2 separate regions of the Homo sapiens genome follow, and region 1 is linked to region 2. Evidence: chromatin loops called from intact Hi-C (ENCODE). Cell type or tissue: GM12878. All regions are shown on one strand. Each heading gives the region's core, and the rest is flanking DNA. Links, peaks and the distances in the headings are about the cores only. Region 1 overlaps SLC41A2 (solute carrier family 41 member 2). Region 2 overlaps CHST11 (carbohydrate sulfotransferase 11).

The links. A loop is a pair of places that touch in the nucleus more often than their neighbours do. Peaks named below come from ENCODE experiments on the same cell type or tissue, not always from the same donor. Only the 100,000 strongest peaks of a DNase experiment are listed, where the experiment ranks them.
Region 1: it touches region 2 in a loop (2.1-fold over the local background); 29 of 110 quality-filtered maps call a loop at or near these places.

The regions. Positions count from the first base shown.
Region 1 is chr12:104,866,943-104,883,201 of GRCh38, reverse strand. The region is part of intron 6 of SLC41A2 (solute carrier family 41 member 2); the gene reads left to right. Among named protein-coding and RNA genes, the nearest start is that of SLC41A2, 83 kb to the left of the region's middle. In GM12878, for the core only: a CTCF peak has its summit at 5,902; no DNase peak of the experiment used is centred there.
Region 2 is chr12:104,459,486-104,474,144 of GRCh38, reverse strand. The region is part of intron 1 of CHST11 (carbohydrate sulfotransferase 11); the gene reads right to left. Among named protein-coding and RNA genes, the nearest start is that of CHST11, 9.9 kb to the right of the region's middle. RefSeq lists enhancers at 446-615, 572-711, 11,160-11,209. In GM12878, for the core only: no CTCF peak of the experiment used is centred there; a DNase peak (open chromatin) is centred at 11,034; H3K4me3 peaks cover 4,948 bases; H3K27ac peaks cover 6,146 bases.

The sequences.
Region 1 (16,259 bases), core at 2,860-10,859, 410 kb before region 2:
TAAACAGTGTAGAGAAGACCTTAAATGACCCAATGGAGCCGAAAACCATGGCATGAGAACTACATGATGCATGCACAAGCTTCAGTAGCCGATTTGATCAAGTGGAAGAAAGGGTATCAGTGATTGAAGATCAAATGAATGAAATGAAGCAAGAAGAGAAGTTTAGAGAAAAAAGAGTAAAAAGAAATGAACAAAGCCTCCAAGAAATATGGGACTATGTGAAAAGACCAAATCTACATTTGATTGGTATACCTGAAAGTGATGAGGAGAATGGAACCAAGTTGGAAAACACTCTTCAGGATATTATCCAGGAGAACTTCCCCAACCTAGCAAGACAGGCCAACATTCAAATTCAGGAAATACAGAGAACGTCACAAAGATACTCCTTGAGAAGAGCAACCCCAAGACACATAATTGTCAGATTCACCAAGGTTGAAATGAAGGAAAAAATGTTAAAGGCAGCCAGAGAGAAAGGTTGGGTTACCCACAAAGGGAAGCCCATCAGACTAACAGTGGATCTCTCAGCAGAAACTCTACAAGCCAGAAGAGAGTGGGGGCCAATATTCAACATTCTTAAAGAAAAGAATTTTCAACCCAGAATTTCATATCCAGCCAAACTAAGCTTCATAAGTGAAGGAGAAATAAAATACTTTACAGACAAGCAAATGCTGAGAGATTTTGTCACCACCAGGCCTGCCCTAAAAGAGCTCCTGAAGGAAGCACTAAACATGGAAAGGAAAAACCAGTACCAGCCACTGCAAAAACATGCCAAATTGTAAATACCATCGATGCTATGAAGAAACTGCATCAATTAATGGGCAAAAAAAACCAGCGAACATCATGATGACAGGATCAAATTCACACATAACAATATTAATGTTAAATGTAAATGGACTAAATGCCCCAATTAAAAGACACAGACTGGCAAATTGGATAAAGAGTCAAGACCCATCAGTGTGCTGTATTCAGGAGACCCATCTTATGTGCAGAGACATGCATAGGCTCAAAATAAAGGGATGGAGGAAGATCTATCAAGCAAATGGAAAACAAAAAAAAAAGCAGGGGTTGCAATCCTAGTCTCTGATAAAACAGACTTTAAACCAACAAAAATCAAAAGAGACAAAGAAAGCCATTACATAATGGTAAAGGGATCAATTCAACAAGAAGAGCTTACAGTCCTAAATATATATGCACCCAATACAGGAGCACCCAGATTCATAAAGCAAGTCCTGAGAGACCTACAAAGAGACTTAGACTCCCACACAATAATAGTGGGAGATTTTAACACCCCACTGTCAACATTAGACAGATCAACGAGACAGAAAGTTAACAAGGATATCCAGGACTTGAACTCAGCTCTGCACCAAGTGGACCTAATAGACATCTACAGACCTCTCCACCCCAAATCAACAGAATATACATTCTTCTCAGCACCACATTGCACTTATTCCAAAATTGACCACATAGTTGGAAGTAAAGCACTCCTCAGCAAATGTGAAAGAACAGAAATCATAACAAACTATCTCTCAGACCACAGTGCAATCATTAGAACTCAGGATTAAGAAACTCACTCAAAACCGCACAACTACATGGAAACTGAACAACCTGCTCCTGAATGACTACTGGGTAAATAACGAAATGAGGGCAGAAATAAAGATGTTCTTTGAAACCAATGAGACCAAAGACATAACATACCAGAATCTCTGGGACACATTTAAAGCCATGTGTAGAGGGAAATTTATAGTACTAAATGCCCACAGGAGAAAGCAGGAAAGATCTAAAATTGACATCCTAACATCACAATTAAAAGAACTAGAGAAGCAAGAGCAAACACATTCAAAAGCTAGCGGAAGGCAAGATATAACTAAGATCAGAGCAGAACTGAAGGAGATAGAGACACAAAAGAACCCTTCAAAAAATCAATGAATCCAGGAGCTGGTTTTTTGAAAAGATCAACAAAATTGATAGACCGCTAGCAAGACTAATAAAGAAGAAAAGAGAGAAGAATCAAATAGAGGCAATAAAAAATTATAAAGGGGATATCACCACCAATCCCACAGAAATACAAACTACCATCAGAGAATACTATAAACACCTCTACGCAAATAAACTAGAAAATCTAGAAGAAATGGATAAATTCCTGGACACATACACCCTCCCAAGACTAAACCAGGAAGAAGTTGAATCCCTGAATAGACCAATAACAGGCTCTGAAATTGAGAGAATAATTAGTAGCTTACCAACCAAAAAAAGTCCAGGACCAGACGGATTCACAGCTGAATTCTACCAGAGGTACAGAGAGGAGCTGGTATCATTCCTTCTGAAACTATTCCAATCAATAGAAAAGAGAGAATCCTCCCTAACTCATTTTATGAGGCCAGCATCATCCTCATACCAAAGCCTGGCAGAGACACAACAAAAAAAGAGAATTTTAGACCAATATCCCTGATAAACATTGACACAAAAATCCTCAATAAAATACTGGCAAAACGAATCCAGCAGCACGTCAAAAAGCGTGTCCACCATAATCAAGTTGGCTTCATCCCTGAGATGCAAGGCTGGTTCAACATATGCAAATCAATAAACTTAATCCATCATATTAACAGAACCAATGGCAAAAACCACATGGTTATCTCAATAGATGCAGAAAAGGCCTTTGACAAAATTCAACAGCCCTTCATGCTAAAAACTCTCAATAAACTAGGTATTGATGGGACATATCTCAAAATAGTAAGAGCTATTTATGACAAACCCACAGCCAATATCATACTGAATGGGCAAAAACTGGAAACATTCCCTTTGAAAAGTGTGACAAGACAGGGATGCCCTCTCTCACCACTCCTATTCAACATAGTGTTGGAAGTTCTGGCCAGGGCAATCAGGCAGGAGAAAGAAATAAAGGGTATTCCAATAGGAAGAGAGGAAGTCAAATTGTCCCTGTTTGCAGAGGGCATGATTGCGCATTTAGAAGACCCCATTTTATCTGCCCCAAATCTCCTTAAGCTGATAAGAAACTTCAGCAAAGTCTCAGGATACAAAATCAATGTGCAAAAATCACAAGCATCCCTATACACCAATAACAGACAAACAGAGAGCCAAATCATGAGTGAACTCCCATTCAATCTCTTTGCATCAAAGAGAATAAAATACCTAGGAATCAATCTCAATTGCTTCAAAGAGAATAAAATACCTAGGAATCCAACTTACACGGAATGTGAAGGACCTCTTCAAGGAGAACTACAAACCACTGCTCAACAAAATAAAAGAGGACACAAAGAAATGGAAGAACATTCCATGCTCATGGATAGGAAGAATCAATATCATGAAAATTGATGGGGATGCCATTCCCATCAAGCTACCAATGACTTTCTTCACAGAATTGGAAAAAACTACTTTAAAGTTCATATGGAACCGAAAAAGAGCCCACATTGCCAAGACAATCCTAAGCCAAAAGAACAAAGCTGGAGGCGTCATGCTGCCTGACTTCAAACTATACTACAAGGCTAAAGTAACCAAAACAGCATAGTACTTGTACCAAAACAGAGATATAACCCAATGGAACAGAATAGAGCCCTCGGAAATAATACCACACATCTACAAGCATCTGATCTTTGACAAACCTGACAAAAACAAGAAATGGGAGAAGGATTCCCTATTCAATAAATGATGCTGGGGAAACTGGCTAGCCATATGTAGAAAGCTGAAACTGGATCCCTTCCTTACACCTTATACAAAAATTAATTCAAGATGGATTAAAGACTCAAACCATAAAAACCCTAGAAGAAAACCTAGGCAATACCATTCGGGACATAGGCATGGGCAAGGACTTCATGACTAAAACACCAAAAGCAATGGCAACAAAAGCCAAAATAGACAAATGGGATCTAATTAAACTAAAGAGCTTCTGCACAGCAAAAGAAACTACCATCAGAGTGATCAGGTAACCTATAGAATGGGAGAAAATTTTTGCAATCTACCCATCTGACAAAGGGCTAATAGCCAGAATCTACAAAGAACTTAAATTTACAAGAAAAAAATCAAACAACCCCATCAACAAGTGGGTGAAGGATACGAACAGACACTTTTCAAAAGAAAACATTTATGCAGCCAACAGACACATGAAAAATGCTCATCATCACTGGCCATCAGAGAAATGCAAATCAAAACCACAATGAGATACCATCTCACACCAGTTAGAATGGCGGTCATTAAAAAGTCAGGAAACAACAGGTGCTGGAGAGGATGTGGAGAAATAGGAACACTTTTACACTGTTGGTGGGAGTGTAAACTAGTTCAACCATTGTGGAAGACAGTGTGGCGATTCCTCAAGGATCTAGAACTAGAAATACCATTTGACCCAGCGATCCCATTACTGGGTATATACCCAAAGGATTATAAATCATGCTGCTATAAAGACATATGCACACGTATGTTTATTGCAGCGCTTTTCACAATAGCAAAGACTTGGAACCAAGCCAAATGTCCAACAATGATAGACTGGATTAAGAAAATATGGCACATATACACCATGGAATACTATGCAGCCATAAAAAAGCATGAGCCCACATCCTTTGTAGGGACATTGATGAAGCTGGAAACCATCATTCTGAGCAAACTGTTGCATGGACAGAAAACCAAACACTGCATGTTCTCACTCATAGGTGGGAGTTGAACAATGAGAATACCTGGAGACAGGGTGGAGAACATCACACACCAGGGCCTGTGGTGGGGTGGGGGGACGGGGGAGGGATAGCATTGGGAGAAATACCTAATGTTAATGATGAGTTAATGGGTGCAGCACAGCAACATGGCACATGTATACGTATGTAACAAACCTGCACGTTGTGCACAAGTACCCTAGAACTTAAAAAATGTATATATATATATATATATATATATATAAAATACAGGTATATTATTTGCAGATTTGGATATTTAAATTACCATTAAGTCATTTATAACACATTTTTCAGCTGCTTGCAAATACCAGATATCTCCTCAGTTAAAGACAGTGGTAAGAAAGTAAGAAAGAGAATGCCGTTGAAGAATGTTATCATGATAAACATGGCAATTGTTATAATGTTACAGAATTAAGTACTATGAGATTCCAGAAGATAAACAACTATTGAGGAAAATAATGCACACTGACCTTTACAATTTTATTTAATTAATTAATTAATTAATTAATTTTTTGAGACAGAGTCTTGCTCTGTCATCCAGGCTGGAGTGCAGTGGTACGATCTTGGCTCACTGAGACCTCTGCCTCCGGGGTTCAAGTGATGGTCGTGCCTCAGCCTCCTGAGTAGCTGGGACTACAGCTACTACAAGCACACGCTACCATGCCCGGCTAATTTTTTGTATTTTTAGTAGAGACGGGGTTTCACTGTGTTGCCCAGACTGGTCTCAAACTCCTGAGCTCAGGGAATCTGCCTGCCTCGGCCTCCCAAAGTGCTAGGATTACAGGCGTGAGCCACCACGCCCCACCTGAAATTTTATTTTTTTAAATTATACAAGGGATAAACTCTCCTTATAAAAGACTTAATCATAATGTGTTGCCATCTAAAGCTTTCGGTATTTCGAATGTTATATAGTGATGCATACATAATTTGACTGGATCAAGAAATAAAAAAAGTAAAATGGAATGTTACTATCACAGATCATGATTTTGAAAAATAATATTATTAAATATTGCTTAGGATTTTCTAATCTTTGTCTTCTGAAAGTTGGCTCAAAGTAATTCAAGATGAATTAACTAAAATAGTCTTTTACATTTTTTCTGTATCATTGATTCTCCTAAAAATATATTTTTTGTGTTACAGATCAATCCCATAGTTAATTTGTTAAAGGTATTTCTAAAGTGTCTGTGTTCAGATTGCTAAAGTGTCTGCTCTGTGCGCACTAGGGGGCCTCCTAAGATCAGCAGTTGGATGCCTAATATTTTTATTCTGAATACAAAGATTAGGAACAGGCACATTTAAATTCCAAGACTCCATTCATCCTGCTGAGAAGCTTCAGGTTTATTTCCTGATAAACTTATAGTTCAAGTTTATTTCCTGAACTATTTTGAAAACACTTAGCAGTCTTTAGAGATAAAAAGAGGATTTTATGATAGCAGTAGGCTTTAGTTATAGAGGCCATGTATTATATAGTGCTCAAAGAACTGGACATTAAGAAAAGTCTTATGGTCTCAATTCATCAAGAAGATATAACAATTGTAAATATATATGCACATAATATCAGAGCACCTAAATATATATATGATCAATTGTTAACAGATATGAAGGGGGAAATAGACAGTAAGACAATAGTAGTAGGGGACTTCAGTACCCCACTTTCAACACTGGAGAGATCATCCAGACAGAAAATCAATTAGGAAGCATTGGACTTGAACTACACTTTAGACCAAATGAATCTAGCAGATATGTACAAAACATTCCATCCAACAGCAGCGGAATACACATTCTTTTCAAGTGCACGTGGAACATTATCCAGGATAGATCATATATTAGGCCACAAAACAAGTCTTAACAAAGAAGACTTTGAGAAGATTGAAATTTAAGAGACTGAAATCATATCAAGTATCTTTGATGATCACAGTGGTATGAAACTAGGAATCAATAATAGGAAAAAAACTGGAAAATTCAAAAACATGTGGAAATTAAACATCATGCTCCTGAACAACCAAGAGGTCAAAGAAGAAATCCAAAAGGAAATTAAAAAAATATATTGAGACAAATGAAAATGGAAACACAACATACCAAAACCTAAGGGACACAGCAAAAGCAGTTCTAAGAGGGAAGTTTATAGCGATAAACACCTGCATTTAGAAAGAAGAAAGATCTCCAATAAACAAGCTAATGTTACACCTCAAGGAACTAGGAAAAAAAGAATAAAGTAAACCCAAAGTTAGCAGAAGGAAGGAGTTAATAAAGACCAGAGCAGAAATAAATCAAATAGAGAATAGAAAAATACATTAACAAAACTTAGTTGGCTCTTCTAACATATAAGAGTGACAAAGCCTTAGCTAGACTAAGAAAAAAAAAGAGAAGACTGAAATTAAAAAATCAGAAATAAAAGTGGAGACCTCAGAAATAAAAAAGATCACTAGAGACGATTGAACAATTTTAAGCCAACAAATTAGATAACCTAGAGGAAATGGATAAATTCTTAGAAACATATACCTGCCAGAATTGAATGAGGAACAAATAGAAAGCCTGAACAGACCAATAACAAATAGTTATTAAAGTAGTAATTAAAATCCTCCCAACAAAGAAAAGCCCAGAACCAAATGGCTTCATGGCTGAATTCTACCAAACATTCAAATAGTACCAATCCTTATCTTCCAAAAACATAGAACTAGAGGAAATACTTCCAAACTCATTTATTTTTATTTTTAGTTTTATTTTCAGAGATGGGGGTCTTGCTCTGTTACCCAAGCTGGAGTGCAGTGGCATGATTATAGCTCACTGCAGCCTTGAACTCCTTGGCTCAAGCAGTCCTCCCACCTCAGCCTCCCAAGTATCAGGAACTACAAGTGCATATAACCATGCCTGGCTAATTTTTAAATATTTTGTTGGAGACAGGGTCTCACTATGTTGTCTAGTCTGGTGTCAAACTCATAGTCTCAAACAGTCCTTCTGCCTCAGCCTCCTGAGTTACTGGGATTACAGGTGTGAGCCACTGCACCCAGCCCAGACTCATTTTATAAGGTCACCATCACCTGATACCAATTTTCCAGACAAAGACACCACAAGAAAACAAAACTAGTGAGGTGTGGTGGCACATACCAGTAGTTCCAGCTACTCTGGAGGCTGAGGTGAGAGGATCACTTGAGCCTGGGAGTTGGAGTCCTGCCTGGGCAACATAGTGAGACCCCATCTCTAAAACAAAAGCAAAGACAAAAATGACCTAAACAACAACGACAACAAAATAAATGAAAACTATAGGCTAATATTTCTGATGAACACAGCTGCAAAAATCTTCAATAAAATACTAGCAAACTGAATTCAACAATACATAAAGAATATTATACATCATGACCAAGTGGGATTCATCCCAGGGATGCAAGTATGGTTTAACATACACAGATCAATCAGTGTAATATAGCACACTGTGTTAAATAAAATATCTAGAAATAACTTTAACAAAGGAGGTGAAATATCTCTACAATAAAAATGATTAAACATTAATGAAATAAATTGAAGAAGACACAAATAAATGGAAAGGTATTCCATGTTTATGGATTGGAAGAATTAGTATCATCCATACTACCCAAAGCAATATACAGGTTCAGTGCAATTCCTATCAAAATTTCAATGGCATTCTTCACAGAAATAGAAAAAAGAATTCTAAAATTCATATGAAACCACAAAAGACCCTGAATAGCCAAAGCAATTTTAGGAAAAACAAAGTTGGAGGCATCACACTTCCTGATTTCAAATTATGTCACAAAGCTATAGTAATCAAAGCAGTATAGTACTGGCATGGGAACAGACAGTGGAACAGGATAGAGAGCCCAGAAGTAAACCCAAGTATATACAGTCAAATAATTTTTAACAAGGGCACCAAGAAGACACAATTGGGAAAGAATAGTCTCTTCAATAAATGGTGTTGGGAGAATGGATATCCACATGCAAAAGAATGAAACTAGACCTTTATCTTACACATACACAAAGATAGTTATCTTACACAACTAAAAATAGATTAAAGACCTAAACATAACGCCTGAAGCCATGTAACTCCTAGTAGAAAACATAGGAGAAAAGCTCCTTGACATTGACTTTGGCAATGATTTTTTGGATATCACATCAAAAAATCGGGCAGCATTTGGCTGGGCGTGATGGCTCACGCCTGTAATCGCAGGACTTTGGGAGGCCGAGGCGGGTGGATCACGAGGTCAGGAGATGGAGACCATCCTGGCTAACACGGTGAAAACCCATCTTTACTAAAAATACAAAAAAATTACCCGGGCAGGGTGGCAGGCGCCTGTAGTCCCAGCTACTCGGGAGGCTGAGGCAGGAGAATGGTGTGAACCCGGGAGGCAGAGCTTGCAGTGAGCCAAGATTGCGCCACTGCACTCTAGCCTGGGCAACTGAGCAAGACTCTGTCTCAAAAAAAAAAAAAAAAAACAAACTCAGGCAACAAAAGTAAAAATAAGTGAGACTACGCCAAATTTAAAAGTTTCTACACAGCAAAAGAAACAATCCACAAAGTGAAAAGGAAAAGGCATCCTATGGATTGGGAGAAGATATTTGTGAACCATATGTTTGATAAGGAGTCAATATCCAAAATATATAAGGAGCTCACATAACTCAATAAAAAACACATAACCCAATTTAAAACTGGGCAAAGGACCTGAGTAGACATTTCCCCCAAGAGCACATAAAAATGACGAACAAGTATATGAAAAGGTACTCAATGTCACTAATCATCAGAGAAAAGCAAACCAAAACTGAAATGAGATATCATTTCACATCTGTTATAATGGCTATTACCAATAAGATGAAAGATAACAAGTGTTGGCAAGGATGTGGAGAAAGGGGAATCCTTGTACACTCTTGGTAGAAATGTAAATTGGTGCAGTTTTATGGAAAACAGTATGGAGGTTCCTCAAAAAATTAAAAATAGAATGACTGCATGACTCAGCAATCTCCCTTTTGGGTATGTATCCAAAGGAAATGAAATCAGCCCTTCACAGAGATATTTGCACTCCCATGTCCATTGCAGCATTATTTACGGTTGTCTAGATATGGAAACAACCTAAATGTTCCTGATGGATGAGTAAATAATAAAATTGTAGTATATATACAATGTAATATTGTTCGGTCTTAAAAAAGGAGAATCCGCCATTTGCAACAACATGAATGAACCTGGAAGACATTATATGTCAAGTGAAATAAGCCAGACACAGAAGTAAAAATACTGCATGATCTCACTTTATATAGAGAATCTTTAAAAATATGTCAGATACATAGGAACGAAGAGTAGAATGGTAGTTACGGGGGATGGGGGTTAGGGGTGGAGGTGAGGCAGGAAATGGGGAGATGTAGATCAAAGACTACAAAGTTGCAGTTATGTAGGATGAAAAAAATCTAGAGATCCAATGAATGTACAACATGAGGACTATAGTTATAACTAGAAGTTTGCCAAGACAGTAGACTTTAGATGTAATTACCACAAAAAAGTGGAAAGAGGTTAAATATCTGAGATGATGGATGTTAAATCACTGGACTGTAGTAACCACTTAACTATATATCTAACCATGTAACTGTAATATGTCTATGAAAACACCAAGTTGTACACCTTAAGTATGTATCAAAAAAAGAAAAAAGTCTTATTCAACTACTTAGAATTCTGAGTATTCTGAAATGACTGAATACCCCCTCATGTGCTGTTAGCTTTCATACATGTACTAAGGCTCTCTGCATCCATGGAATTCAATGTGTGCTACTTTTCTTTTTTTTCTTTTGGAGACAGAGTCTTGCTCGACTGTCGCCCAGGCTGGAGTGCAGTGGTGTGATCTCGGCTCACTGCAACCTCCGCCTCCCAGGCTCAAGCAGTTCTGCCTCAGCCTCCCAAGTATCTGGGATTACAGGCACCTACCACCACACCTGGCTAATTTTTGTATTTTAGTAGAGACGGGATTTTGCCATCTTGGCCAGGCTGGTCTTGAACTCCTGATCTCAAGTGATCCACCCGTGTCGGCCTCCCAAATTGCTGGGATTACAGGTGTGAGCCACCACACCCAGCTAAAGTGTGCTACCTTTCTTTTGCTTCTGCTGAAATTTGCTGATTTCTGCTATCTGAAGTAAATATGCAATTTTCCCCCTTTTCCTCTCCACTCCTCCAAAAAAGAGTGAAACAAACAAGCCTAAAGCTTTGTTTACTCCAATTGACTTTATTTTTTGTAGTCATCCTGAGTAACTCTTTATTGCTTAATGGACAAAGTTAAAGTTTTTACCCTGGTATTTAGGCCTCGCGGAGTCAGTTGGAAACTTACCTTCTTAAGCTTCTGCCTGCTTCTCCTGTTCTATACCTTTTACTCCAGCCAAACTCAGCTGTTTACTGATCTCATATACCATCTGTTTTTTTTTTCCTTCTTATTCCCCTCCCTCAATTCATTCCTCATTCCCCTCTCCCAGTTCATCCTCTTCTTCCCATCAAGGCCAATCCAAATCCTTCTCATTTTTAAAGCCTACATTTATAGATTTTCCTAGTCTTAAGTGATCTTTTTTCTCCTCTGAATTCCTATAACACTTAATTGACACTTCTCTTGTGACATGTTTAATGTGTGGCTGGTCATTATAGCTTTTTCTATAAATGTTATACCTTCTCTTATGAGGATATAAGCTTCTTAAGGACAAAACTGCGTTCTTATTTTATTTCTTTGTAGCACCCTATAGTGCCATATACAAAACAGATGTTTAATAAACAGTACTTCACCAAATGCTTTATTCCTTTTGAAAGCACTCCAATTAACGTGATTAGAAGTTATTCAGAATGATTTTGGCACAGTAATTGTCCAATAACATAATAGATTGTAACAAAAAATCATTTTGATGAGGATATAGTATTGGGGAAATATTGGAAGGATATCTTAGCAGAAAGTATCTGGGAATTAGTACCACTATAGAAAAATAAAAATGGCAACACATGGCTAGAAAAGATCTATTTCAAATGGAAATAGAAAGTTCAGAGAGTAATCTAAGCTCTGGATTCTGATATACTTTTGTGTGGCTTGCAGGGACAATATAAAGGCATTTATACATTCGTATAGTAATCTTTAAACATACAGTAATCTTTAAAAGCTATTAACAAGATTCAACATTGGGCCAGTAACTGGAATATATATATGTTCACATGATTGTTGCTCCTTTCTTTCTGTTTGCATAAGTTCCAAGAAGATTTAAAAAATTCTTTTTCACATATTTATAACTGCATGGCTATCTAATTCTTGTGTGTACATGATATTTATTGATTTGAAAAAATTATTAGATATTCTCTTTGTAGGCGAGATCTGAGAGGCAAAATGTTGATTGATTTTTCATTTTTCAAGATTAACTTTAAACAGATGGCTTAGCTGAAGCTGTAAGAGCAGTAGCAATTAGCCTCAGGTTACTGCATTCCTATGGAGACTAACAAGGATGCCACCTGGTTATTTACAGACCATTCTAGAATATCTCTGCCTTAATGTGGTGGTGTGAGTAGAATCTAAATTTATCTTGAATGTCTCTATGCTTGAGGGATTTTTAGCACAGTACCATCTTAGGTTAGAGTGATTTCTAGAGTATCAGTTCCCTCAGAAAATTTAGATCAATTATTAAGGGGCATTTAGAAAAAAATCACAACTTACAGTGCCCATTGCTTTGTTGTTTACATAGAAACAGCTAATACATAAAAATTGTCAATCATAACAGCTACATGTTTCAGAAGAATTTGGGGTGAGAATGATGAACACTATTAATGAAATGATATAACAGCAGTTGGGAAATGCCGTCAACAATATAAAATGTGAAAACTGGATCACAAAAGATGCTAGTTATGTTTGCCAGTTAGGAGGCATCAGAGCGATTTGAACCACTTTAGCTGTGTTAATCTTTACTTTTCCGTAGTTTGCCTATATCACAGAGTCAGTATTAATGTATAATGGACATTTATTAGGCTTAAAATTCCAAGAAGTTTTAAATATGCATGTATTAGTTATCTATTGCCATTGTAACAAATTAGCACAAACCTTGTGGCTTAAGACAATAGAAATGTTTTTTGGGTTTTTTTGTTTGTTTTGTTTTTACAGTTCTGGAAACCAGAACAATTACAATTAAGTATAAATTCAAAATGAGTTATATAGGAATAAAATCAAGGTGTCATCAGGATTGGATCCTTCTGGTCTTGGGGAGAATCTGTTCCTTGCCTCTTCCATCTTCTGGCAGCTGCCTGCCGGTGTTCTCGGCTGGTAGCTGTATGACTCCAATCTCTGTTTCTGTGGTCACATTGCTTTCTTCTCTTCTGCAGCCACATCTGCTCCTGCCTCCCTCCTATACCTGCAATTATATTTAGGGGTCACACAAATAATCCAGGATAATATTCCCATCCCAAAATTCTTGACTTAATCATTTCTACAAAGCCCCTTTTGCCGTATAAGGTAGCATTCACAGGTCCTGTGAATTATTACTAGATTTTATTCATCCTACCCTAATACCCATTATGATATACCCAGATTTTAATACAAAATATTATTTTAACCAGGATCTTTTAAATGTGTTTCATTTAGAAGGAAGATGATTTTACATTTTAATATTAATGTGGAAGTTCATAGTTGGCCTTTAATTGACTATTTGCTCTGTTGATTGTGTCATTGGTGGTTTTCTAAAAGTAATTCTTTAATTTTATGACATCTATAAAACACCAGTATATCCAAAAAAGAGAAATGTTTGTAGCATCTCTTTTTATATATTTGTAATTTTCCCTACCTATCAAAATTGGATTAGAAGTTAGCCAGGAATAAGTTAGGAGGGTCCTATAGAATTATCCATATGGTCTAATTTGGTGGGAATGGGCATGTTGGATTTGGCAGGTAATTGAAGTAGAATACATTTACAGTAAACATTTGGAAATTTGGGTTTTATCATGGTTTTCCCACCTTTTTAACATTTAACAAACTTTTATTTGAAGATAATTATATGTTTATAGAATAGTTGCAAAAATCAAAACAGTACAAAAAAAACCCCTGCATACTCTTTATCTGGATTCACCTAAGGTTAACATTTTACCCCATTTGCTTTATCTTTTGTTCTCTCTCTTTGTCTATGTACGTGTGTATATCCTTTGTCTTTAATGACAGACATTTTTGAAGAATGTAGTCCTCCTTCCTGTTTTCCCCTCTGTGAGGATTTTTAAAAATTGGATGTAATTCACATGCCATGTAATTCACTTTTTTAAAGTATACAATTCAGTGGTTTTTGGCATATTCATAAGGTTGTACAAGGATCACCGTGATCTAATTCCAGAACATTTTCATCACCTCAAACAGAAACGCTGGGCCTGACATGGTGGCTCATGCCTGTAATCCCAGCACTTTGGGAGGCTGAGATGGGAGGATCACTTGAGCCCAGGGATTTGAGGCTGCACTGAGCCAAGATTATGCCACTGCACGCCATCCTTGGTGACAAAGTGAGACCCTATCTGTAAACAAAACAGAATACTTTAGCAGTTATTCCTCATCCCACCCCTCCTCTAACAATCACCAATCTACCTTCTCTTCGGATTTGCCTATTCTGGGCTTGTATGTAAAAGTAATCATTTGATATGTGACCTTTTGAGTCTGGCATCTTTCACTTAGCATAATGTTTTCAAGGTTCATCACGTTGTCACATGCATCATTTTTGAATCATATGAAGTGCAGAGTAACATCCAATTGTATGGATTAATGAAATGGCCAAGTAATAGTCCATTTATGGATATACTAAGTTTTGTTTATCTATTCACCATTTGATGAACATTTAGGTTGCTTCTACTTTTTGGCCATTATGCATAGTGCTGCTATGAACATTCAAGTTTTTATGTAATGTACAAGTTTTTATGTAAATATGTTTTCCATTCTGTTGGGTGTACATGAAGGAGTAGAATTGCTGGGTCAAGTTAAACTCTGTTTAACTTTTTAAGGAACTGCCTGCTCATTATTTTTAGTTTCTTTCCTAAGGTATTTTTTCTCCTCTTTGAAAATTCAGGGCAGTGATTCTGGGGTGGGTGTGGTGGGTGCGTTTTTCAGCTTCAGATGTCCTTCCAGAGATTTAATGTTGAGGATAGCTTCTTTAAAGTCTAGCAGGGTGCTCCTCTCTTGACCTGAGAATAAAATACTAAGATGATCTGACCTAGCAGAATAGTTCTTTTCATTTGTGTTTAGTGGTTTTCAATGCATTTTGTTTTCTATTTCGTTCTATTAAAGAAATTATTGGCAACCTTAGTTGTTTTAGTAGATTGAAATGCTTCCTAACTGGGATGTTATTTATCCTTATCTGTTGGCTTACAAGGAGAACTGTGAATCCATTCAACAAATAAAAGGTTTTTTTCATCTTTTAAAAAATCATGGAGAAAATGACACAATGTAGCATTAGTCATATTCCTTTAAATAGAAGAAAATATAAAAATAAATTTTATTAGTATAATTATTTTAAAGATGTGATGGCAAATCCATACAAAAGCTTAGGAGTAAAATTTGTTTAGCTATATTTTAATATCTATAATAATTGCTTATTCCTACATGATATGGAAGAAATAAAAATTTGGGATTTGTATGTAGTTCAAGCATCTTTAGTCATAGGTGAGAAGATCTTTAAATATCTTAAGAAGCAAAAGAAAGAAAATTCAGTCAAAGATAAGAGTTGGGGTAAGGGTTGTAGCATTCTGTAACATCAAAAAATTAAGTAACATTTGACTTAGATTAAGTAATCTAAGGCTGTAGGCTACAGGACTGTGAGAAGATGTGATGGCAAATCCATACAAAAGCTTAGGAGTAAACTTTGTTTAGCTTTATTTTAATATCTATAATAATTGTTTATTCCTACATGATATGGAAAAAATAAAAATTTTGGGTTTGTATGTAGTTCAAGCATCTTTAGTCATAGGTGAGAAGATCTTTAAATACCTTAAGAAGCAAAAAAAATAGAAAATTCAGTCAAAGATAAGAGTTGGGGTAAGGGTTGCAGCATTCTGTAAGATCAAAATATTAAGTAACATTTGACTTAGATTAAGTAATCTAAGGCTGTAGGCTATAGGACTGCGAGGCAAACTCTGCCTTTAAGTTAAAAAGTACTTATTCTGCATAATAAATTAATTAGAGTTATGGAGAAGAAGCCAGGAATATCTCTGATAATAATGAAACTTTGATCAGTTAAAATGATATTATCCAAAAAATGCCTTGAGATGATAAGACTTTCAGTAAGGGATATGCAACTTTTAACCCTAGGGAGATTTAGAATTAAATATGAATTGAGAATCAAACCTAGTTTTTCTATTTCATTTTGGAGCTTGGATATCTATTATCAGTAGGCAGCCAATATTTTATGGAATGCCTGTACTATAAGATCCCTATGGACAAAAATAATATCCTATTTACCTTTAGAGTTAAGAGCACTAACTTTGGTGTCAGATACATATTTTCTTCCGGCTCTCCCTATTTCCTCACTGTATTCTTAAGTTTCTAAGCCTCAGTTTCTTCATAAAATAGAAATGACAGTATCTATTTTATATTGGTGGGGACA
Region 2 (14,659 bases), core at 6,660-14,659:
TAATAAGTACTACCTCAATTAGACCTTCCAATCTCTAATCCCTAAATCTTTATAAGTTTGCAAGTGTAAATCCAGAAACCCTTTTAGCTTGCCTGTCCACATGCCCCCTTTAAAACACGCTGCATATCTGTGATTACATTATATTAGTTTCTTTTTCAATTAAGCCTTTGGAAGAGTTCTCCCTGTCGTGGTTGTAGTGGTCGCGGTGGTGGTGGTGGTGGTGGTGGTGATGATGGTGATGTTTTAACGGAAAATAAAGGGGATCAAAGGTGGTGAGATGCCCCTATGAGAAAACCAGCTCTCAATTATTCATCGACAGGCGTCAAGTGCTACAGTCTAGCAGAGAAAATACAGGCAGCCCTCAGCTTTGTACCAAGCACAATGGCCCCCAGAAGTGACTGTGAAAGCCACAGAGAGATGCCTTTTTACATTGTGTATGAGCTCTACAATAGCCCCATGCCCTCTCCCACAGCCCAGGAAGGGGAGCCTAAAAAAAGAGGCAGTCTTTTGATTTAAAGAGGACACAGGGCGGCATCTTTCAGGGGTACAATGCACTCAGACCCCACACACAGTGAACTTGGGTCTCGCTTCCAGGAGGAAGCAGCAGACTTTGTTCTCCATCCTTCACTGCTCATCTCTAGGGCAGCCCAACAGCTGCAGCCTGACCCGGATACACCCATGAGCTCCCACTGAAGCAAGAAACTCTCTTCCCTGCGACTATTTACACACTTTCCCTTTCTCCTGCCACTGCTTCCAGAGCCCTCTGAGGGTGAAGCTAGGGCACCATTAGCAACTGAGAGACTGAAATTTAACCTCCATGGCCTATAATTTTGGCCCGAGCAATGCAAAACAGAGGAGTTTCAAATCCCACTACAGAGTGCCTTTAAGCTCTTTCTTACTTTGCACTTTAGTCGTTCATGAATAATCTTACCTCCCATTAAATGATGATAATAGAAACGATTTCCAAATGGCCCCGAGTTCATTTTGAGAAAGTGAGTTTGAAACTACTGCCTTTCTAATGAAACAAGAGAGTTTAAATTCAGCTTAAATTTCATCATCTGAAAAACAGGAGACACTAAACCTTCTGTGGCTCCCTGGTACCAAGAATAAAACTCAAACTTTAGAGCATTCAGAGCCATCCAGGTTCACCTCTCCACCCCTGGGCTCCCGTATTCCCAGACATCACTCTCCTCACTGCCCCACTCCCTGCTCTGGCAGGCGTCCTCACCTGGAATGTCTTTCCTCTCCCTTCCCAGATTCCGCCAGCAAATTTCTACTCATCCTTCAGAGCCCGGTGCCAACCTCAACTTTCCCTGGAAGGTTTCCTTCCACCACCACCACCACAACCACCACCATCACCACCACCACCAAAATCAATCACCCTCCTCTCCCTTTCCTTCACAGTTTGTCTCTCTTTGTAACAGCAATCGCATCTGGCCCCATAAGACAGTGAAGTATGTGTGTTTACATCCACCCTAATAGAATGAATGTTCCTTGGGCCAGACTTTGCAGCTAAACGTTGGTATTAGAACCATTTGAAACAAAATTTAAGCAATTCCCTAAATCCTTCTGAGTCTCCATTGCCTCATCTGTAGAATGGAGCTAGTAACAGTTGCTCTTGCTACATGGCAGACTGTGTCAAGATCTCAATAGCACAATCAAGCTTCAGATAGCGACTGATTAACTAGAAGACTCTGAAGATACCTTAGAGGCCTGAAATGACTTTAGAGGGGTGTGTGTGTGTGTGTGTGTGTATAAAACTTTGCAGCCAATATCTTGTATTTAACATGTTGAGCCTTAAGATAATCAATATTATTCCCAAAGGGTATAGCTAAAACCCAGGAAAGACAACATCCCCTTAAGAAAATGGAAGGGGCGGGCGCAATGGCTCACGCCTGTACTCCCAGTACTTCAGGAGGCTGAGGCAAGATCCCTTGAGCCCAGGCATTTGAGACCAGCCTGGGCAACATAACTAGACCCTGTCTCTACAAAAAAAAAAAAAAGAAAAAAAAAATCAAAAATTAGCTAAGTGTGATGGTGCACACCTGTAGTCCCAGCTACTTGGGAGGCTGAGGAGAATTCCTTGAGCCCAGGAGGTCAAAGTTGCAGTGAACTATGATCATGCCACTGCATTCCAGCCTGGGTGACAGAGCAAGATTCTGTCACCATAAATTTTTTTTTTAAATTAGGGTGAGGGGAGACCAAAAAAAGCCCTAGTTCAATGTAGAAAAGGTTCTCTAACACTTTAGAGCTACACTATACATTACAGTAGCCCTAGTCACGTATGGCTAGTAAGCATTTGAAATGCAGCTAGCCTGAATTTAGATGTCCTGTAAAAATACACATTGGATTTCTGGAGACTTAGTACCAAAAATATGTAAAATATTGCAGTGAGTTTTAATATTGAGTACCTGTTGCAATATTTCAGGTATTAATCTCACCTGTTTCTTTTCACTTTTTTCAATGTAAAAATGGCTACCGGAAGATTTAGTTCTGTGTGCAGCAGCAGTGTATTTCCACTGGACAGTGTTGCTCTACAGAAGTCTTGTCTCAGACCCTCCCGTTGCAAACCAAATTAGCAGATCCCTTTCTGGGACACATTTAATTACCTTTGTGGTTACAGTGATGCAATTCCTACAACTTTGACAGTTGTTCACTTTTTGGCTGTTCACATTTAGCCATGGTATAAAAGGGGTTGTTCTTGGCTCTCTTAAGTGACAGCTCACCATAGAATCAAAATGAAAATCAAATCAGCATTGAAAATTCCATACCCGCTATCCCAAAAAGGGGGATTTTCTTCTTAGTGACCAATTACCATCAGTGTATTCCTTCTTTTAGCAAATAGTTACTGAGTGACCATTATGTACCAGGCTCTATTGGAGATGTTGGGATATTGTGCTAAACAAGACATGGCCCCTTCCCTGAAGGAGTCAATGTATCAGAATGAGTAATATTAGAGATGTACACACACAAAGTACCACAGGGATGACAGGAAGGACATCTATCCCCTCATTCTGACCAAGAGGGGATGGATGGTAACACAAGAGGTAATACATGAACTAGACTTCGACCCAAGGTCACATCCAAGTTGAAGAAAGACATGAGCGTCATCTAAACACAGATGATACCCCAGGCCCCAAGAGAGGATGAGCTCACCAGGGATAGCGTGTAGGGTAAGAAGAGAAGGGGCTATCATTGAATGTCCCACTTACAGAGTTTACAGCTGAGCTTAAGGCCTTTATGAAATAATTACTTCTTGACCTAATTATCTGAAACCAAGAACATGGAGATGGGCATACTAGTGAGGTGAAGAGTACAGTGTTTGCTGTCAGTTAGACCTGAGCCAGGATCCTGTTCCAGCTTTCCGATTAGGCAGGCTCCTTCACCTCTCTAAGCCTCAGTTTCCTCACCTGTATAATGGGATTGGTAAATGTGCATCTCACAAGGTTGTGGTGGGGATTAAATAGGATGGATAATCCAAATACAGCAGCTGACATACTGTTTGATACAGAGCAAGTATTTGGTAAGTGGTCATTGTTGTTACTGGTTTTTTTCATAAAGCATCAGAAAAATGTTGAATCAAATAAGGGTTTGATATGGTTTGACTGTGTCCCCATCCAAATCTCACCTTGAATTGCAATAATCCCCATGTGTCAAGGGCAGGACCAAGTGGAGTTAGTTGGATCATGGGGGTGGTTTCCCCCATGCTGTTCTCATGATAGTGAGTGAGTCTCATGAGATCTGATGGCTTTATCAGTGTCTGGTATTTCCCCTGCTTGCACACATTCTCTCTCCTGCTGCCCTGTGAAGAGGTGCCTTCTGCCATGATTTTAAGTTTCCTGAGGCCTCCCCAGCCATGCAGAACTGTGAGTCAATTAAACCTCTTTCCTTTATAAATTACCCAGTCTGAGGTATTTCTTCACAGCAGCATAAGAACAGACTAATACAGGGTTTCCCGACTATTGATATTTTGAGCTGGCCTATTCTTTGTTGTGGGGAAGTCTATCCTATCCATTGTAGGATGTTTAACAGCATCCCTGGCCTCCACTCACTAAATGCCAGTAGCACACCTTCCCCAGTTAATGACAACCCAAAATGTCTCCAGACATTGCCACCTGTCCCCTATGGGGGAAGAAGGAGGTCCCAAACCAGTTGCAAACAAATAGTCTAAATCAATGATTAGGTGGAATGGAAAGAGGTCTGGGTGCTTAAAAAGATAGAAACTTTTTCAACTTGTAAAGAAATGTGAGCCCTGACAAATATGCTCCCCTTCCTCTATGATAACTCTGCAGCCTAACAGGGACTATTTCAAATGTGAGCCTGGCCTCAGGTTGAAGAATGCCGGGCCTAGCCCAGATCAGGGTTATGGAGTCTTTGAACTAAATTTCAGCACCTGGTCTGGTGAAGAAGGGAGGAAATGGGTCTGTGCCCCAGCTACAAATGCCAGCCACAGAGCAAGCTCCATGACACCTGCAGTTAAGCAGTGGGAAGGACTGACCCCTATACAGGAAGAGCCCTTAAAGTCCTCCTCAGCACAGAACAAGCCCAATGTGGAGACATAGGGCCAATTGATGCTGTCCTGTGCAATGAGCCATGCTAACCCACCCAACAACTGCTCACATACAGGCTGCCATGCTACCACTGTTATTTTTCTGAAATGACTGCTTTTCATCCTCCTCGGAGTTCAGCTTCAGAAATGGCATTGACCAGTGCCTGTTATTTCCCAAGTGTCACTAGTTAAAGCTAATGGGAACCTGAGGAGTAATTAAGTGCATAATTGGGAGGAAATGCTGCGGTCACTGCATTCAGCAAAAAAACACAAGGCTGATTTCTGACCAAATATAAACTCTGCTTTGCAAATTGCTACACAGTTTTGGCCTTGGCAGCGGGTATGCCTGTTAGTACGGCAGACAGAGGGTGAGCACATACAGAGAGAAGATATTCACAGGAGCCTCACACTTATAGAAGTCAGATCCTTTCAGTAAATCTTACAGTGTAGGACGCACATGTTAAAAGGATAAAAACTTGCTCAGGTTTCAAACAGAATTAAATAGAACAGCATCTTGTTGACATGGAGATTCACATCCTTGAACGAGGAACCACACAGGTAATTTATCATAACAACAACATGTTTATACTGCTTTTACATTCATTTTTTCTTTTCTTAAAATTTAATTTTATTTAATTTTAAGTTCCAGGATACATGTGCAGGACATGCAGTTTTGTTACATAGGTTTACATCCATTCCCAATGCATTTTCACATCTAACTTCTCATTTAATCTTTACCACCGCCACCCATAAAAGAGGTAACATTACTACCTTCACTTGGCAAATGAGGGGACCAAATCTCTTGTCTGCGACTTTCACTCAGTCACTCATTCAATCAATTATTAAGCCCCTACACTTGCCAGGCACTTGCCCAAGTCATGGGATGCAGCCAAGTACTACGCCAGATGCTGTTTACACATAGAGTTTTGAGCTGTTTCTCAAGGAGGGGCATTGGTGGCATTTGGGCAGAATGATTCTTTGATGGGCAGAAAGGTCCCACCCTTCGCAGAATGTCTATCACTAAACTGCAATCATTCTCGCCAATCTTTAGGGTGGATGGGAAGAGTAATGCCCAAATGAGAGCCCTCCCAGATGTTCAGAGCAGCGGATATGAAGTCATACAGCCGGGTTTGGTTTTTATTCCATCCATTCCTCTCCTGGGGACCTTAGACAAGTGATAATGCTCTATGCTTCAGTTTCCCCCCTTGTAAAATGGTGGTAATTATAGCGTATACATTATACGAGTCCCATGGGGGAGTAATCTATATTCAATGCCTGACCCAAGTTGGCCTTCGGTAAATAATATCCAATAAATATCTTTACTATTTCATTGGTTCATCTCCCATCTACCCTCATCTCCTTCAATCTTTAAAGCGACCTTTGCAGAGAGAACTTCCCTGACAATCCTATTTAAAATTTCAATCCCCCCACCACTGCCACTTCACATCCCCCTTCCTTGCTTCCCCGCCTCCCGTAGCATTTGTCACCTTCCAACATACTCTATAATTTAATATCCATTTGTTATTGTGTCTCCCCCACTATGATGTATGTTCCATGAGGACATGGATTTTCACCTGTTTGATTCTACACCTAGAACAGAGCTTAACTCTTAGTAAGCATTTAACAAAAATATCTTGAATGATGTCAAATGGATATAGGGAACAGCCAAATCCTAAAAGCTGGTGTCCAGACTCCAAATTCTGTGCTCTTTTCACTATAATGAGTGACCTTATGCAATGATATTAAAGGTAAAATATGACAACCGTTAAGAAATGTTAAGTGTCCTGTTACAACACTACCTTAGAGGGGCCTCTGTGGTTTCCCTCTTCTGAGATTCTTCGAAGTTAACAGTTTCTAACAGAAACCCAGCCACCAGCTTCTTTCACTTGAGTTGCCTTTGTGAGTTTCTTCTCCCAAGGCATTTAAGATAACGATTCAAGCCAGAGAATGATAAGGACTGAAACACTTCCATTACCAGGTTTCTTTGTCTCTATCCATATCTACATGAGACAGAACCCAAGTCCTGGTGATGCTGGAAATATCAGCCCTCCCCATACAGCTTATCTAAAGCCAAACTAAGCCTCCACCACCGCTAGAACTGGCACCAGGTTAACACTGTACTTTTACCCAGAGTTGACAATGGCAGGTTTGACAATAACCAATGACATTCAAGGCAGGTCTAGTCCTGGAGTTCCAAAATCCTAGTGGACACTGTGCCACAAAAGGGGTCCGGGAAGGAAACATCAGACTTCCCATTTTTTGTTCATCTAGACACCAGACCTTCCATTTTCAGTTAACCTAAAAAAATTTTAACTATATCAAGAATACAAATGGCCACAAACAACTCCATCTAACCTGTCATATCAAATTACATGTCAGTTATGAAACTCAGGCAGGTATCCTCAACCACAAAATGAACTGGAGTGACCACCTCAATAATTCCACCATTCTCAGCATATTTCAATGAATAACCATTTACAACTGAATCATAAGTAAATTTACAGATTATATTATCTACTTTTAACTATCCTATTCCTCACAAAATAGAACTGAGGCCTAAAGAGATCCCAGCCAAGAAACCACAACTTGAAGATAATTGTCACAATCCAGGCACACAAGAAAATGGCATTCCTCCCTCTTGAGTACTAGCTCTCCATTGTATCTTTGTGGACAACATTACAAGGTCAAAAGGATGAAAGAATCAGAATTGATAAAGAGTCAGCCAACGGAATTATCCAACAGATAACGACATAGGGGTTTGCAGTCACTAGTCAGAAAGGATCCTATCCTAGATATGTAGATAATGGTAGTAATATGCAGAAATTATTTATAAACAAAATATATTGAGGGATGGCTGCTCAAATATGTTTTACCAATAGGGTGTGGTGAGTATTGTGATTATTTGCTCATCGTTCATTCTACCCTCCTTCTAGAAAGCTTTCTAGCCTGCAGAGGCTGGTAATTGAAAAGCTGTATTTCCCAGGCTTCTTTGAAGCTAAGGTTCTAGATGTGAATTTGGCTCTCCCAAATAGAAGCACTCACTTGAGATTTAGAAAGCAGATGTGGGGCAGAGAGGCCATCTTCTTGCCTTTGGGGCTGTTTGGCCGCTGGCAAGCATGGAGATGGGGTCACGAGGGTTTTTTGCAACAGCATTATAGGGTCCACTCTCCGGCTTTGCCATCAATTTGTTCTTGAACTCAATAGTTCCAGACACAGTATCAGAGGGTGTAGCACCCCTAGTGAGTCAGTTTTGTTTTTTGTTTTTTGTTTTTTTTGAACAGCCATGCCAACATACGTTTGTTTATTAATTATTATATAAACTACTACCATTAGCTGGGAGACATTCCTGGAGCCCCATTCCTCCAGCCCCCTTATGCCTCTATAAGCACAAAATTCCCTCTAGTAAATATCTTTCTGCTTAAAATACCTAGACTGGTGCTGGACACGGTGGCTTATGCCTGTAATCCTAGCATTTTGGGAGGCCGTGGCGGGCAGATCACCTGAGGTCAGGAGTTCGAGACCAGCCTGGCCAACATGGTGAAACCCTGTCTCTACTAAAAATACAAAAATTGGCTGGGCGTGATGGCGGGCACCTGTAATCCCAGCTACTTAGAAGGCTGAGGCAGGAGAATCGCTTGAACCCAGGAGGCAGAGGAGCCAGACGGTGCCACTACATTCCAGCCTGGGCGACAGAGTGAGACTCTGTCTCAAAAAAAAAAATTAAATTAAATTAAAAAATAAAATATCTAGACTGATTTCTATTTCCTGCCCTGAAACACAGCAGAACAGAAGCAAAGAGATTTGGGAGACAAAGGGACTAGACCACAGCAGATGCTGTTTGTACATGACAATCCAACCTGGCTCCTCCTTCTGAGTTCTGCGCACATGGATTGGGTGGTGACCGAGGTGGAAAGGCTTATCTTTGAGAATCAATTATTTACTCTTTAAATGTTTCCTAGGCACCTCTGGGCCAGGGTCAGAGGCTATAAAGATGAACCTGACAGAATCCATGCCTTGCTATGTCAAAAGAGGAAGATGTACAAAAAAACAAACAACCACAGTACATTTCTAAAAGGGCCAGAAAAGAGAAATGACAAAGTCATGACAGCTCAGTAGCCTTGAAAGAAACAAAAATCCACATTGGTGATACTTTCCCTGGGCAATGTTTATGTCTATTTCTAGATGAACTTCCAGGTTCAAGCCTCAAGTTAAATCACTTACTTCCCACCCTCCCCATTCTAACTCTTAACCAACCTCATCGTTAATCAGACAAATACTAACTACAAGCCCTGGGCTCTGAAAATAAGTGCCAGGCAAAGTTAAAAAGACTTGGACAGACTGCATGCCAGTCTGGCCATTGAGAAGCAAGTACTCAAGACTAACCAGGTACTTTTGAGCCCTCAGACTCTGCATCTTGGAGGAATGCCATTTTTCATCACTTACTGAGGTTATGAAGTGTGCCACAGTTTACATAAAGTACTTTCACAATTTACAGAGGTGGCCTCAGAAGGCATCCATGGTGAAGGCACACTGCTATTTGATGGAACACTAAGAAACGAAACAGTTGCTCGTTAAAGGGCAGCACGGTGCTGAGATGCCATCAATCACAACACAAATTGCATAATCACTAAAATGTGAAAAAAATATGTTCTGGAATCAATAATACACAATAATTTATGGGGATAGGACATGGGAGACCCCAGACTAGGACTCGGGTCTTCCACTCCCAGAGCGCTGATCCATTTCATCGTTTTATTTTTATTGAGTGCTGATTTAAGTCTGGCACTTTTTCTGGATATTTTTATTAACAAATGCCACCGATTGCACCCTGAAGATATTACGAATTTCCCACTACAAGCTCAGTCAAAATTTTTCTCAAATCTCTTTTTCAGATCTCTTCATTACTGCTTTAAAAATTGGAAATGGGACTGGGTGTGTGGCACACCTGTAAGTCCCAGCTGCTTGGGAGGCTGATGATGTAGGAGGATCCCTTGAGCCCAGGAGTTCGAGGATGCAGTGAGCCGTGATCTCACCACTACACTCCAACCTGGGCAATAGAGCAAGGCCCTGTTTTTAAAAATAAAGATAAATTTTAAAAAATTGAAAAAGGAGATGGTCTAGTTGGGGGTCAAGGGGGAGCAGGTGGTAGAGGGGAGATGGGACTTATATGGTGACCACTTAACCAAAGTACACTACCGGCTGCCCAAAGATGAGCACAAATGTGCAAGTAGAGCTGGGCACAGTGACTCACACCTCTACCAGCACTTTGGGAGGCCGAGGAGGGTGGATCACTTAAGGTCAGGAGTTCAAGACCAGCTTGGCCAACATGGCAAAACCCAGTATCTATTAAAAATGCAAAAATTAGCCAGGTGTGGTGGTGCATGCCTGTAATCCCAGCTACTCAGGAGGCTGAGGCAGGAGAATTGCTTGGGCCCAGGAGGCAGAGGTTGCAGTGAGCCCAGATTGCACCACTGCACTCCAGCCTAGGTGACAGAGCAAGACTCCACCTCAAAAAAAAAAAAAAAAAAGTGCAAGTAGGAGACTTCATTTTCAATCTTGCTACATTGCTTCCACCCTTATTCCTTGCCTCCCTGCCCCAAGAGACCTCTGCTCAAGCTTCTGCAGCGCTTCCCTCCCATCTACAGTTAAACCCAAGGCTCAAAACAATTGTCTCTCTCCGACTTGTCTCTCCCCACTGTGGTTGTTGGCTGCCTCCGTCCCTCTGCTCTGGGCACTCTGACCACCTTGCCATGCGTGTTCTTGCCTCAGGGACCAGATTTGACTTGTGTTGCTCTCTGCCTGGAACATGGCCGGCTCCTTCATTTCCTGCAGGTGTCTGCTCTCAGTGTCATCTTATCAATGACATTCCCTAATTACCTCTATATTATATTGCAACCCCTGCCTCTCACACCCCTCAACCATCTTCTCTGTTTTGTTTTTCTCTTAACACCATCTGATATACCATATATGTCACTTCTGCATTTGCTTAAAGTCTGTCCGCCCCACTAGAATCTAAGTTCCATGAAGGCAGAGATGTATGTATGTGTTACATCTCCAGTGCCAAGAACAGTATCTGGCACAGAGTAGAAGAAAGGAAAAGAGAGAGAGACAGACAGACAGGGGGCTGGGGAGGAGGAGAACAAGTCTGCTTGTAAGTTTCAATCACTCACATTGGATCTAAGATGCATCAAATTACAAGTTCTAGGAAATTTTAACTGACAGATCAGATTGTTCATAGGAAGAACTGCCTCCCCTTTTATTTGTTATAAAGGTGGTGTCCCAAAAATTCAAAAGAAAAACTAAAAAGAAAAAAAAATGAATCAGCAGAATGACTTCTGGTTTTCCTCAGAGTCTGAACTTAGAAGAGGCCTGCTGGCAATGACTTTCATGAGAGCCTTTTTCACTTGACCTCCAGACTAAAGAGAGGTCCTTTTGGTGGGTTTAAGAAGGGAAAGGGTGGTGCCTTTGCTTATGAGCCTTTGACTTCCTGTTTTGAAATGACTGTGCTGATAAAGCTATGAACAAAATGATCTTTCAACCAGACAAATACTGACAGCAGATACCTCTGCTGAAGGATGGATTCCCTCACCCCTCACCCCACGGAAACCCCCAAACCACCCTTTCTGTGGTGCCTGATCACCCCTTTTTATTTTGGAAGGCAATGAAAATGAGGACTGTAACAATCAAAGGAGATCACCTACATCTGTCTCATCTGAGCACAGCAATGAAAATGCTCCATCGAGGTGCAAACATTTAAATGATCAAGGAGAGACCCCATGCTAAAAATGTCTTCTCCTTCAGTTATTTTTTTACTTGTTAATTTTTATAGGTACATAGTAGTTGTATATATTTATGGGGTACATGAGATCCTTCAGTGATTCAATGCTGTTTTCAGAATTCATAACAGTCTCATATTTGAGACCCTCTTGACACCTTTTCAATGGAAGTTTCAGGTGTATAACATAAGAACAGCCCCTACAAATTGGTAAGACTCCAAACTATTCCATGTATAAGCAAAAAGATTCTGTAACGTAACATTAAATTTGTGCAACCACAGCAAAAAAAATAATACCAGACTGACATCCTGCAAAGGGGTAGGGTGGGAGGTGGAGACACATGCAAGTCTATACATTTAAACAGTTATGGTTAAACTTTGTCTTTAACTTTAATAACTAGTTGTGACAATGATGTATTTGTCTAAAATACTTATTATCAAACAGGATACAAAATGCATGATGTTATCTCAACTATGTATATGCATTTTGCATAGTTGAGAAAAATACAGAATATATAAATATATATAAATATATTCTATAATATATTTTTAAAGTACCAGTTGCCTCTTGGTGGTGGAATAATGATTGTTTTTCTTCTATACCTCCTAAATTTTCTTTTTTTCTTTTCTTTTTCTTTTTTTTTTTTTTTTTTGAGATGGTGTTTAACTCTTGTTGCCCAGGATGGAATGCAATGGCACAATCTCAGCTCACTGCAACCTCCGCCTCCCTGGTTCAAGTGATTCTGCTGCCTCAGCCTCCCAAGTAGCTGGGATTACAGGCGTGCACCACCACGCCCGGCTAATTTTTTTTGTATTTTTAGTAGAGACGGGGATTCACCATGTTGGTCAGGTTGGTCTCAAACTCCCAACCTCAGGTGATCCACCTGCCTTGGACTCCCAAAGTGCTGGGATTACAGGTGTGAGCCATCGCACCTGGCCACCTCCTAAATTTTCTAAAATGAGCACATGTTATGTTTACAATTCGTTTAAAATTATAATACAAAATGCATTTTAGGTTCAACCTGATCAAGTGAAAGTGCAAGGGGGTAAAATGAGACATCTTTAAATAAAGGATATAATCTTTCAATACATTCAACCGAGGCAAAGAAATCCCAGGTGACAGTGAAAATAAACATTTTGCAAAAATAAAAATAATAGAGAGGAAGCAGACAGGAGAGAAAAGGCTTTCTCCTCTGAAGGCTTCTTTCTATGAACAGTAGATTTCAAACAAAAACCACAATCCTATGGAGTAACACAAAAGGAAGGTTCTGAAGAGCTGCCTTTACACACTCTGTGCCAATGCAGCCTGGGGGGCCTCTCAGCTTTGCACTGCATGACACAGCTCCATCAAAACCCAGCCATCTGGGGCAGGTATGCAAGACATTTTAATGCAAGCTGATGAACTTGCATAGGAAGCATTCATTGGTGAACTCAAACCTGTGTAGAAATCACAGGTATATGGTTCCATTCTCCCTAGCTTTAGGAATAGTTCACGGCCATAGAAGGTGTCTGTTCTATGGATGGATTTCCTTAGAATCCATCTAAGTGGCTAAACAAGACCAACCTTCTCCAGAATCCAGGACACAGAGCAGTGCCTCAGCTGCCTACACCTCACGGGCTGCAAATTTAGGTCACGGTGAAAGCTCCTGTCTGGCGCCTGATTAGTTTAAACTGGGTCCGTGTCACAGTTCAGGAAGGCAGGAAGTTTCCCCACCAGACAGAGCCAGAGTTATTGACCAGGCATTCTTGGCAAGGCTAGAAGTGACCTTCCTGAAAACCAGAGAAGTGGGTCTACTTCTGGAGTTTAACCACTTCATGCATTCATCCAGCAAACATTCTATTGAGAACCCACTGTTGTCAGACACCGTGCAAAAAACATCGGGATTAAAATGGAGTCTAAAACCTGGTCCTTGCCCTATAAAATATTCTTAAGGAAGACTATTAACTCAGAGTATCAAAAACTTCTAAATGTAACTATCCTACTGACAAGGCCCACTTCTGCTAAACCCTTGTGCAACTGATGACCAATTACTCAAATTTGCAAATTAATCAATTCTATGAATTAGAAAAGATAATGGGCCCCAGATTAGAATCAGAGAGAGGGACAGCCAGCCTTGCCAGCTGTCTCCTTTTTGTCTCTTTTTTTTTTTTTTTTTTGAGACACAGTTTCACTCTGTCGCCCAGGCTGGAGTGCAGTGGTGCCATCTTAGCTCACAGCAACCTCTGCCTCCTGGGTTCATGCTATTCTCATGCCTCAGCCTCCGGAGTTCCTGGGATTACAGGCGTGTGCCACCACACCCAGCTAATTTTTGTATTTTTAGTAGAGATGTGGTTTCGCCATGTTGGCCAGGCTGGTCTCGAACTCCTGAGCTCAAGTGATGCACCCGCCTCAGCCTCCCAAGGTGCTGGGATTCCAGGTATGAGCCACCGCGCCCTGCCTTCCTTTTTTTCTTTCTCTCCCTCCTCTCATACCCTCCAGCCACCAACGAAGCCTGGAACCCATTGCTTTTGCAATACTATTTTTCTATTTCACATGTAGGTATCTGGAACCCCTGCCAGAGGCCTCCAAATTTTTAGCTACACAATCCGTGCCATGCTGTGGTCCCTTCTGCCTCTCCCAGGGTGATCTGGAGAGACAGAAACTGCAGAGCCAGGCTGAAGGATCAGCTCTCCTTACCCCCAAGATACTTCAGAGAAGCAAGGATCTTTAACTTTTAAAGAAATTCAAACCAGTGAAAGAGATTCCACATCAGTGGTCATTAACAGTGTAGCTTAATAAAATGAACCCCTCAAAAAGAAAATGTTTAATGTAGATTTGAAAGTATATTTTTATGCCCCGTGTAATGATAAACTGTTGACACAGAGCTTTTGTGGACTGTAAGTAATCTGAAATAAGGAAGGCCTTTCAACTGAACTATCTGTAATTCTACATTCAACACAATGTTTTGAAAGTAGTATTTGCTATGGACTGGAGGGAAATATCAGAAAAGTATATTTATAGAGATCTAAATAATAAACAATGGGAGAAAATAGGACTAGAGGGGGACATAAAGGATGGGGCAGGATCATCGACAGAGGATCTTTTTCAGCACAAGCTTAGAAAAGGTTCTCTGCCTCTTCCAAAAGGCTAGGCTGAAAAGATATGATGTCACTTTCAAGTCAACTTAAGACTAACAAGGGCTGGAAATTTTCACAAAGTGACAATTACAAGTTGGAAGTTTCTTTCTAGTATCTTTGGCTAGAAAGTTATTTCCCAATTCTCACAAAGAATTCCATGACAATTGTATTTCCCTGGGCAATTAACAGGTACACAGAAGCTCAAGCGCATTCCTGCT